Regions from separate parts of the Mus musculus genome. Here regions 1, 3 and 4 are each linked to region 2. Evidence: chromatin loops called from intact Hi-C (ENCODE). Cell type or tissue: heart. All regions are shown on one strand. Region 1 has its middle 2.5 kb from the start of Lat2. Region 2 overlaps Eln (elastin). Region 3 overlaps Gtf2ird1 (general transcription factor II I repeat domain-containing 1). Region 4 overlaps Lat2 (linker for activation of T cells family, member 2).

What was found. A loop is a pair of places that touch in the nucleus more often than their neighbours do. Peaks named below come from ENCODE experiments on the same cell type or tissue, not always from the same donor. Only the 100,000 strongest peaks of a DNase experiment are listed, where the experiment ranks them.
Region 1: a loop joins it to region 2, with 2.4 times the contacts of the local background. A loop is called at or near these places in 6 of 42 quality-filtered maps.
Region 3: a loop joins it to region 2, with 2.0 times the contacts of the local background. A loop is called at or near these places in 5 of 42 quality-filtered maps.
Region 4: a loop joins it to region 2, with 2.1 times the contacts of the local background. A loop is called at or near these places in 6 of 42 quality-filtered maps.

The regions. Positions count from the first base shown.
Region 1 is chr5:134,616,254-134,618,753 of GRCm38, forward strand. It overlaps a transcript of Lat2 not described here. Among named protein-coding and RNA genes, the nearest start is that of Lat2, 2.5 kb to the left of the region's middle. In heart, a CTCF peak has its summit at 986 (motif pointing left); a DNase peak (open chromatin) is centred at 978.
Region 2 is chr5:134,702,954-134,705,453 of GRCm38, forward strand. It overlaps Eln (elastin), which reads right to left. Exons shown (of 37, transcript NM_007925.4): 35 at 2,335-2,364; 36 at 1,577-1,627; 37 at 1-871. The coding sequence ends at 828. Among named protein-coding and RNA genes, the nearest start is that of Limk1, 16 kb to the left of the region's middle. In heart, a CTCF peak has its summit at 1,375 (motif pointing left); a DNase peak (open chromatin) is centred at 1,490; H3K27me3 peaks cover 1,262 bases.
Region 3 is chr5:134,372,068-134,374,567 of GRCm38, forward strand. All of the region lies in intron 22 of Gtf2ird1 (general transcription factor II I repeat domain-containing 1), which reads right to left. Among named protein-coding and RNA genes, the nearest start is that of Gm46925, 25 kb to the left of the region's middle. In heart, a CTCF peak has its summit at 1,382 (motif pointing left); a DNase peak (open chromatin) is centred at 2,074; H3K27ac peaks cover 359 bases.
Region 4 is chr5:134,603,632-134,606,131 of GRCm38, forward strand. Lat2 (linker for activation of T cells family, member 2) reads right to left here. Exons shown (of 13, transcript NM_020044.3): 7 at 2,415-2,450; 8 at 2,301-2,331; 9 at 1,115-1,170. Among named protein-coding and RNA genes, the nearest start is that of Lat2, 10 kb to the right of the region's middle. In heart, no CTCF peak of the experiment used is centred here; a DNase peak (open chromatin) is centred at 970.

The DNA of each region.
Region 1 (2,500 bases), 87 kb before region 2:
TGGTGAGTTCCAGGACAGCTAGGACTATACAGAGAAACCCTGTCTCGAAAAACCAATCCAAACCAACCAAACAAAAAAACCCAAATTGTCTTTATTACATCTATTTCTTTGTACGTTAGTTCTTTTTTGTTTGTTTTGAGACAGGGTTTCTCTCTCTGTGTAGCCCTGGCTGTCCTGGAACTCACTCTGTAGACCAGGCTGGCCTTGAACTCAGAAATCTGCCTGCCTCTGCCTCCCAAGTGCTGGGATTAAAGGCGTGCGCAGGGCTGGTGAGATGGCTCAGTGGGTAAGACCACCTGACTGCTCTTCCAAAGGTCCGGAGTTCAAATCCCAGCAACCACGGTGGCTCACAACCATCGGTAATGAAATCTGACTTCCTATTCTGGAGTGTCTGAAGACAGCTACAGTGTACTTACATATAATAAATAAATAAATATAAAGAGTAAACAGTTAAAAAAAAAAAAAAAAAAGGCGTGCTGGAAACTACCTCTACCACTGAGCCATCTTGCCACCTCCTGGTTGTAATTTTTCTGTGTTTTGGGTTTCACTGTATAGTCCTGGCTGGCCTGGGAACTCACAGATCCTCCTGCTTCTTCCCAAGTGTTGGGACCATACCAAGCTTCCACCTTGACTGTTCCCTTTCACTGGCCAGAGACTCCAGAGACTCACCGAGTTAGTCCAGGCTGGCTGGTCCTGCAAGCTCCAGATAGCCATGTTCCCATGTCCCCAAAGCTAAGAGCACACGTCGTTTGTGCCCAGCTTCATTGAGAGCTGGGGATCCAAGCTCGGGTTCCTCAGGCTTTTGAGAACACTAATAACTGAGCACCCCCTCCACCCCCAGCCAAGGCCATTTCTCAGTTGGGGGTATCACTGCCTGTAGTGGGGAGGAAGGACATAGGCAGGAGGCAATCTGCTGTGAGTTTAGTGCTAGCCTGGGTGTTTCTTCCCCAGTCTGTGCCCCAAGCCTGCTGCTGCCACCCTGTGGTGAAGCAAAGTAGCACAGGCATGGGGACGATCACCAGGAGACTCAGTTGACCATTGAAATCTGTGCTGACCACAGGTAGTGCGGATGCATTCAGTTCATCAGACTTTTTTTTCCCCACGGGGTCAGGTGGGGAGGCAGAGAACCCCTAAGAGGATCATGGTTGGCCTCTTTCCCACTTGCACCTACACAGTAGCTCACAGTAGTCCAACTTCACTCAGTTCTGGAGGGACCCATTCATCTTGGATCCCTGGCACAGTCACTTGTAACCTCAGCCCCGTGCCTGCTTCTGGATTCCTTTTTAGAGATACCCCCCCCCCCCCCACACACACACAACCTACCAACACCAAAACTGGGATGTTGTTCAGTTGGTGCTCGCTTGGGTTCCATTTCTAACACAGCACAGCTAGATATGGAGGCACACCCCTGTAGTGTTCTAATTTTTCATTTTTAGACGGCCTCTTGGCTATGTAGTCCAGGATGGGCCTTGAACTTGCAGACCTCCTGTCTCAGTCCCTGGAATAGCTAGAATTACTGAAGCACTCCAAGTGTCTTGAAAGCATGTATGTCTGTGCAACACTTGTGTGCCTGGTTCTTGGTGGCCAGAGGGCATCAGACCCCTAGAAGTTATACTGCTGTGAGCTACTATGGAGGTAGCTGGAAGGTCAGCAAACGCTTTTTAACAGATGAGCCAGATTTCCAAGCCCTGAACCATGGTCTGTCGTTCTGAGACAGGGCTTCTATGTAGGCCAGGCTGCCTTTGATCCCAGAGATCTGCCTGCCTCTGCCTCCTGAGCACTGGGATTAAAAGACTCACACAGCTTCAGTAGTGAGTTTATTCTTAATTTCAATAGAATGATATGAGACTTCTACCAATCCCAAGGGCCCTTGGTGGTAGTCTGACTCCCTTCAGAGGGACACGCTGGGATAGCCACTGCTCTGCTAATCACTTAGTGCATCTCCCAGGGAATTCAGACTAACTAGGGTCCAACGGAACACTACAGCCACCCATCACAGTAAGCATCTGCTTTTACGAGTTATCCGATGTTTGAGAGCTGAAGATGCATTGGCTGTTTTCCTTGTGAGAAACTTGTGAAAGTCCACTACTTTCTGAGGAGTAAACTGTCTGTTAGGCATGCAGCAAGTCTCCTTAACCGACTAAGCCATTTCACTGTCCTGTCTTCAATTTTGTGGGTCACCTTCATAAGAATACTGCTGCTGCTCTTGAAGACAATCTGGGGTTCAAGTGCTATATACCCACCTGAGAGCTGTTAATTCTAGCTCTGGGAGATCAAATGCCCGACTACTCCATGGGCAGACCATGCACAGGGGGCATTACATGTTTATCAGGCAAAAAGCTCAAGCACACTCAATCTCTGGGCCAGCGAGACCACTCAATGAAATGGAGCATTGGCGGCTCTTGCAGAGGTCTTGGGTTTGATCCCAAGCACCCACAGGACACCAACTCCAGTTCCTTCCTTCAGCATTTGCCAGCCCTAAGTAGCACACATGGATACC
Region 2 (2,500 bases):
TGTGGGGACAACCAGCCCACACAACCCTTTGCACCCTAGGCCAGGATCGGGGTGTGTGGTGGGGACGGGGACAGGCTGCCATGACAGGTGAACCAGGTTGATAGTGGGTATGCCCAGCCAGCTTAGTGGTACTAGGCAGTCAAGATGGACGGATGGATGGATGGATGGATGGATGGATGAGTAGGTGGATGGGTGGATGGCAGGTGGATTCCATAAGAACAAGGGAGCTATTCCCAGTGTGAGGAGCCATCTGACTCCAGGGTGTCCCAGATGTGGGAAGTAGCTTTAGGTAACAGGAGGCAGGGACAGGGGAACCAAAGAGAGAGGGATCATGTCACCAAATCCATCGTCAAGGCTTCCGGTATTTGGGTACCAATGGGATGCAGCCAGGAATGGCTCCTGGTGGGCAGGGGGAGGTGGGACTGCCCAACAAAGGTGTGCACCATCTTAATAGAGGGGCTTCAGGGAAGGGGGCAATCCCCCCTGGGATACCCTTCCCTCCTCCCTCCCCCCACAAAGAAGAAGCACCAACATGTAGCACCAATTTCCCTTGGAGATGGAGACTGTGGGGGGGAGCTCCTGGGTGGGAAGAGATGGGACACCCGCCCTGGCCTCTGATATAGGGTGGGGGGAGTTTCTGGTTAGGGCTGCATGGCTGCTGCTGTCTGATTTCCTTGTCCTGTGGGTTTCCAAGGCCACTGGCCTGTTGTCCCCTCCCAGGTGGGGGTCAGGGGGATGGAGGAGGGGGTGGTCATAGAAGGTTTACATTCTCCACCAAGCAGTAGCACCAACGTTGATGAGGTCGCGAGTCAGGGGTCCCCAGAAGATCACTTTCTCTTCCGGCCACAGGATTTCCCAAAGCAGCCCCCACCTGGGTTGGGACAGGTCACAGACAAGTGATGGTCAGCTTGGTCCCTCTGTCTGCTTCCATCCCAGGAAAAATCTAAAAGAAGCTAGTCTGTCCTTCCTTCCTTCCTTCCTTCCTTCCTTCCTTCCTTCCTTCCTTCCTCCCTCCCTCCCTTCCTTCCATCCTGAGATTATAGGCATACACCACCTTGCTTGGTTTTATACTATGCTAGGGATGAAACCTAGAGCTATATTCTCATTGCTTGCTCGCTCTCATTCATTCTCTCTCTCTCTCTCTCTCTCTCTCTCTCTCTCTCTCTCTCTCTCTCTCTCTGGTTGGGGTTGTTGTTGACACTGTTTCCTATAGAGTTCAGGCTGGCCAATGCTTCTGCCACAGCCTGCTGAATTCTGAGAAGACCTGTTTAGCAAACCTGGGGATAGATAGCCTGGGGTAGGGAGGTAGCACAGGCTGGTGTCTAGCCCTCATGTAGTTTCTCCCAGATGTGGCCTGTTAGTGCCACCTGGTGGTCTGTCCTGGAAGTCCTTCCCACTCTCTTTCATTGTCTCTTTCAAGTCCCAGACTCCTCTGTGCAGAGAGGGGCATGGGCAAGAATGTTCAGGCTACACCAAGGGTAAGCATGGAGGGTCCTAGACCTGCTCCCATCTATGAATATATGCATTGACCTCTGACTCTGTGTCTTCCTTCCCTAGGGACAGAGTCTCTACTTACCTTGGTATCCCAGGGCTCCAAGGGCTCCTCCATAGGGCTTCGGGGGTTTTCCTGTGTATGGGGGTGTTGGGAAAGGATGAGGTGGGGAGGATACTGGGTTCCCCTATCTCTACCAGCATCCCCATCTTGTGCCAACTCCACCCTGTTTTTGTAGGCTCCTAAGACCTTCCTGCCAATCAGCCCACCTACCTCTGGTCTTGCTAACACCTTTCTTCCCAGAGTCAAGCTCTGTAGTATTGGGACGGAACCTTGACCTAGTGCATTCTAGACAAGAGCTCTGTTCCTGAGTGACACTCCTGGATCCTACCTGGGGGATTCTAGGCAGGTGCTCTACCAGTGAGCCACCCCCCCAGCCTCTCCCTGGGGGATTCCAGGCAGGGGTTCTATCACTGAATCACGCCTGTAATGTATCAGAAAGATTCTAAGTAAGAGATTTATTGCTGAGCCACTGATTGGAGGATTCTAGACAGGTAACCTATCACCAATTCACACTCCCAGCCCCTCACTAGGGGTTTCTAAGTAATTGCTTTACTGCTGAGTTACATCATCAGCCCTTTTAAAAAAATGTTTATAAAAGACTTTGAGACAGAGTTTTGCTGAGTTGACTAAGTTGTTTGGAATGCTCTCCATAGTCCAGGCTAGTCTTGAACTTTGATCCTTCTGCTTCAGACTCCATACCCCCCCCACCCCCCAATAGTGCTAAGATTCCTTCTACCAACAAGGCTAGTTTATGAGATGTCTTTTTACTGAAGACTCACCACCAACTCCCAGGCCCCCAGCACCACCACCTATGGGGAAAGAAGGAGAAAAGGTATTATCAGTACGCCCACTTCTGGGAGCCTGCCATGTTCCTCCCTGATTGGAGCAGGACATGTGATATAGGAACGGGCCAGTCCTGGACCTGGGTAGCAGGAGTCCCTGATT
Region 3 (2,500 bases), 330 kb before region 2:
CACTGTGGGTGGAGCCATGCCCAGCAGGTAGTTGTGAGGTGTATTCAAAAGCAGGCTGAGCCAGCAGGGCGGGTGTGTGTGTAGGGGTTGTAAGGGCAGTAACCAGTGTTCCTCCAGGTTCCTGCCCTGTCTTCCTTCAGTGATGGAGTGTGACCTAGGAATTAAAAGCTGAAACAACCCCTTCCTGCTCTAAGGTGGTTTTGATCATAGTGTTTATCAGAGCAACAGAAACCCTCAGACAAGAGTGGACTAGTTTGACAGAAGATAACACACATCCGAAATCCCAGCGCCAGGAGGTGGAGACAAGGGATCCTAAATTTAAGATGATTCTCAGCAGCCGGGCGTGGTGGCGCACACCTTTAGTCCCAGCATTCGGGATGCAGAGGAAGGCACATTTCTGAGTTCGAGGCCAGCCTGGTCTACAAAGTGAGTTCTAGGACAGCCAGGGCTACACAGAGAAACCCTGTCTCGAAAAACCAAACCAAACCAAACCAAAAACCAAAAACAAACCAAAAACAAAAAACCAGATGATTCTCAGCTAAACTCCACCAAGTTCCAGGTTGGCCTGGTCTACTTCACAAAAAAGAACCTTTTTCTTTTTCAAGGAAGAAACTGGGGGACTGGAGAGATTAAGGGCTCAGAGGTTAAGAGTACCGACTGTTTTTCCAGAGCCCCTGAGTTCAATTCTCAGCAACCACATGGTGGCTCTAATCATCTGTAATGGGATCTGATGCCCTCTTCTGGTGTGTCTGAAGACAGCCACAGTGTACTCGAATACATTAAATACATAAATAGATAAATAAATATTTTTTTAAAAAAGAAGAAACTGGGCTTGGGGTGGGGGTAGAGAGATGGCTCAGTGGTTCAAGAGCGATGGTTGCTCTTGCAAAAGAACAAGGTTCGGTTCCCAGCATTCATTGTGGCTTACAACCACCTACATCTCTAGTTCTCTGGCCTCCACAGACACCAGGCACACATGGTGCGCATAAACACGTGCAGGTGAAACAAACAGATAAAGAATCCCCCCCCCCCCAAAACACAGCAGCAATAACCACAACAGACAAAAGCTGAGTGGGTAAAGTGTTTAGCTTGGAAACATAAGATCTGAGCCCCACATCCTCTGTAAAAGCAGGGCCTGAAGCCAGCCAAGTAGCTCAGATGGTAAAAACACCTTCCTGCCTCTAAGGTTGAAGACCTGGGTGTATACATACACACACACACACACATACACACACTATGTAGTAATTCTTTTTTTTTTTTTAAAGCAAGGCTTAGGGCTGGAGAGATGGCTCAGTGGTTTAGAATGCTCACTGTTCTTTGAGAGGACCTGAGTTCAGTTCTCAGGGCCTGTGCCAGGCAGCTCAAAACTGAAACTCCAGCAGCAGGGGATCTGGTGACATCTTCTGGTCTCTAAAGGAATTGCACTCACAAACAATTCTTTTCCCTACCTCTCCCCCACCCCCTCGATTAAAAGTTATGAACGATAGTGTGAAATTGTAATCCCATCACCAGAGAGGCAGATACAGAAGGATGCCTGGGACTAGTTGGTCAGCCTAGCTTCAGGCCAGTGAGAGATACTATCTTTAAAAAAATAAAATAAAATAAAAATAATAATACATTTAATAGGGCAGCTCCACAGGACCAACATCTAGGGTTGCTCTCTGGCCTCTGTACATAAACACACACACACACACACACATACACACACACAGAGGCACACTCCCCCCACTCACGCACACACTCACTCAAAATTCTAAAACCAGATGCTAGTGGCTCATGACTTTAATCCTAGTACTCTGGAGCCAGAGACAAGCAGATCTCTATAAGTTCAAGACCAGCCTGGTAAACAGAACAAGTTCCAAGAAAGCCAGGGTTACACAGAAAAACCCTGTCTAGAAAAAACATAACGAACATAAGTAAAAAATCCTAATATCAAACCCTATCCATCAAGTAAATAAACCAGTTTAAACTGGGAATTTGTAAAAAAGGGAGGTTACAGATAGGACCATAGGACCCATGTCATTGCACCTAGTGGTCAGGAGGGGGCGACAGAGAGACACTCAGCAGAATCAGATTTAGCACATTAAGGTACAACTTAGCTCCTGCAAGTAGGGAAGTCTTTTCCTTTCAAATCTCAGCCAGGCTAGGCAAATGCTCTGTGACTTCGAGAAATTTCCTTCAACTCTCTTGAGTCTATGTTTCCTCCTGGGAGAAGGTAACCGATCCCAGAGTGGTGGCCCACTACTGTAACTTCAACGCTCTGGAAGCTGAGGCAGAAAGGCCACAAATTTGAGGCCAGTCTGGGATACATATCAGGACGCTGTCCCCAAAACGAGTGCGTTTGGAGGCCAGGGAGAGCCATGGGGGCTGTAGGGGGATTGGCTGACTTATATACTGGGTTCCTACCGAGGCTGGAGGTCTAGCCATACTTCCTGGACCCCAGAGGGACAGGAGCAGAAGCACCCAGCAGTGACATCAGCTTAGATAATCACTTGTGTCA
Region 4 (2,500 bases), 99 kb before region 2:
TTATTTATGCATTTTATGTATATAAGTTTTGTCTACATGTATATCTGCATACTACACACAAAAAAGATAGTTCTGGATCCTATTATAGACAGCTGTGAGCTGCCATATGGTTGCTGGGAATTGAACTCATGGCCTATGGAAGAGCAGTAGGTGCTCTTAACTACTGAGCCCCTTAGGCCAGTTGTTGTTGTTTGTGTGTATGCTGACTGCGGGTATAGGTGTACAGGTAGAGGCCAGGAGACAACTTTGGGTGTCCTACCTCAGGGGCTAAATTCTTTGTTTGTTGTTGGGTTGTTTTGTTTGTTTTTCAAGACAGGGTTTCTCTGTGTAACAACCCTAACTTTCCTGAAACCCACTTTGTAGACCAGGCTGGCCTCAAACTCACAGAGATCCTCCTGCCTCTGCCTCCCAGCAGGAGACCCATTCTTACAAAACAAGAACAAAGGTCAGGTGCTCCAGGCCCCTCGTGGTTAAAGGGGAGCACTGACTCCCACAGGTCATCCCAAGGCTGCCACATGTGTGTTTCCACACCCGCACAATAAGTAAAGAATTCTTAAAAGATGTTTAAAAAAAAAAAAAGCCATGTGGTGGTGGCGCATGCCTTTAATCCCAGCACTTGGGAGGCAGAGGCAGGCAGATTTCTGAGTTCGAGGCCAACCTGGTCTATAAAGTGAGTTCCAGGACAGCCAGGGCTACACAGAGAAACCCTGTCTCAAAAAAAAAAAAAAGGAGAGGAGGATAAAGTGGACCTCTTAGTATACACACACACACACACACACAGAGCTCATCTCCATGAACCAGAAGTGCTCATGACCAGAGGCTCCAGCATCCTCCAGCACACGTGGCTTATCTGTCATCAGGTGCCCATCTCCTCAGATGCTCCCACCCACAGCTCCGTCTCTGCTTCCTGTCCTGTCTCCCTCCACTCTGTCCCCATCCCCTGTCCCCTGTGTGTGCTGCTGACCAGCTTCCTTCCGCCCCACCCACCTCGGCCTGGAGCACGCACGCACGCACGCACGCACGACTCCCTCCATCTCTGAGCAGCTCTGCCCACCCGTGCAGACCTAGGGGCTGCCTCCTCTTCACATCTTCCCCACCCTGACCTCCCCCTTACCTTCTGAGGGCTTCTGGAAACATCCCCAGTTGTAGTAGTTTGTAGGGATGGGGTCTCTGGGCAAAAACAGAACAGAGTGCAGGTTGCTGGGCAGATCTGTCAGGAGAAGCCACGACAGAATGTCTCCTCCAGTCCACTAGAGATGCTTCTCAGAGCCCCTGACTACCCTGGGCCTAAAGGGCTGTCAGCTTGGCTAGGACACCTTCAAGTCCCCACCCGGGCCACAGTTTTCCCTATTTGTGACACAAGGAGACACTGCTAGGGGTCACTTCTTTTGGGGGAGGGAGGTGGATTTGAACCAGAACCAGATCTTTCTGCCTCCCAAGTGCTGGGATGGCTGGGGGGGAGGCAGACCTATACCACTACATGCCTCTCTCTCTCTCTCTCTCTCTCTCTCTCTCTCTCTCTGAATGTATGTATGTGTGTATGCATGTATATGCCATCTATGTATATCTCTCCTTCCATATCTCTCCTTCCTTTTCTCTTTATAAATTTACATTTTCGTATACATCATGTGCATGTATGTGCATGGTCACACATGCACAAGGGTGTCACAGCACACGTGGATGTCAGAAGTGAACTCGTGGGAGTCAGTTCTCTGCATCAGCCATGTGGCTGCTATCGGGCTAGAGATGTCAGGCTTTATGGGATGAGCTCTCCACCACCTCCCCCTACCTTATAGAAACAGTATCTCTGTAGCTCAGGCTGACCTCAAACTCACTCTTCAGTTCAGGCTGACCTCGAACTCCTGCCCTCCTCCCCAAGTGCGGGGATGACTGGCATGTGCCAGCACGCCAGGTTTATGCAGGGCTGGCTGGCAATGCACCACAGGACTTAATGCATCCTAGGCAAGCACTCTGGATCCCAGCCCCAGCCCCTTCCTGGAGGGAGGGAGCCACATCTTGATCTGTAGCCCACACTGGCTGTGATCCCCCTGCCTCAGCCTCCTGAGTGCTGAAATGACAGTTAAGTGCCATCATGTGTGTTTGGTGACCTACCCTTCTCCAAATGGCCAGGATGGGTGGCTACCCCCTACCAGATACTCAGTTTTTCAATCAGAGTCACACAAGGCCATGGTCACCAGATTGAAAGGCTGCTCAGAAGCAGTCTTCACTTAATGCCTCATAAAGGAGTTGGGGAGAGACCCTGGAATGGGGATGGGCAGGGTCCGTCAAGGGCCACTCACACATAGGCAGCATCAGGCTCCTGGTTACTTCCTGGAAGAGGCCAGAGAGAAGATGTAAGACAAGCTAAGCTCCCAGCTGTGGCCCATTCCCCCCTCTCCCCCAGAGCTACCCACCTTTGTAGAAGTTCTGGTACCTAGGGGACTCAGGACCTGGAAGAAAGGCTAGGCTAGGCTATGGGCTAGGCTGCTAGGCTAGGCTA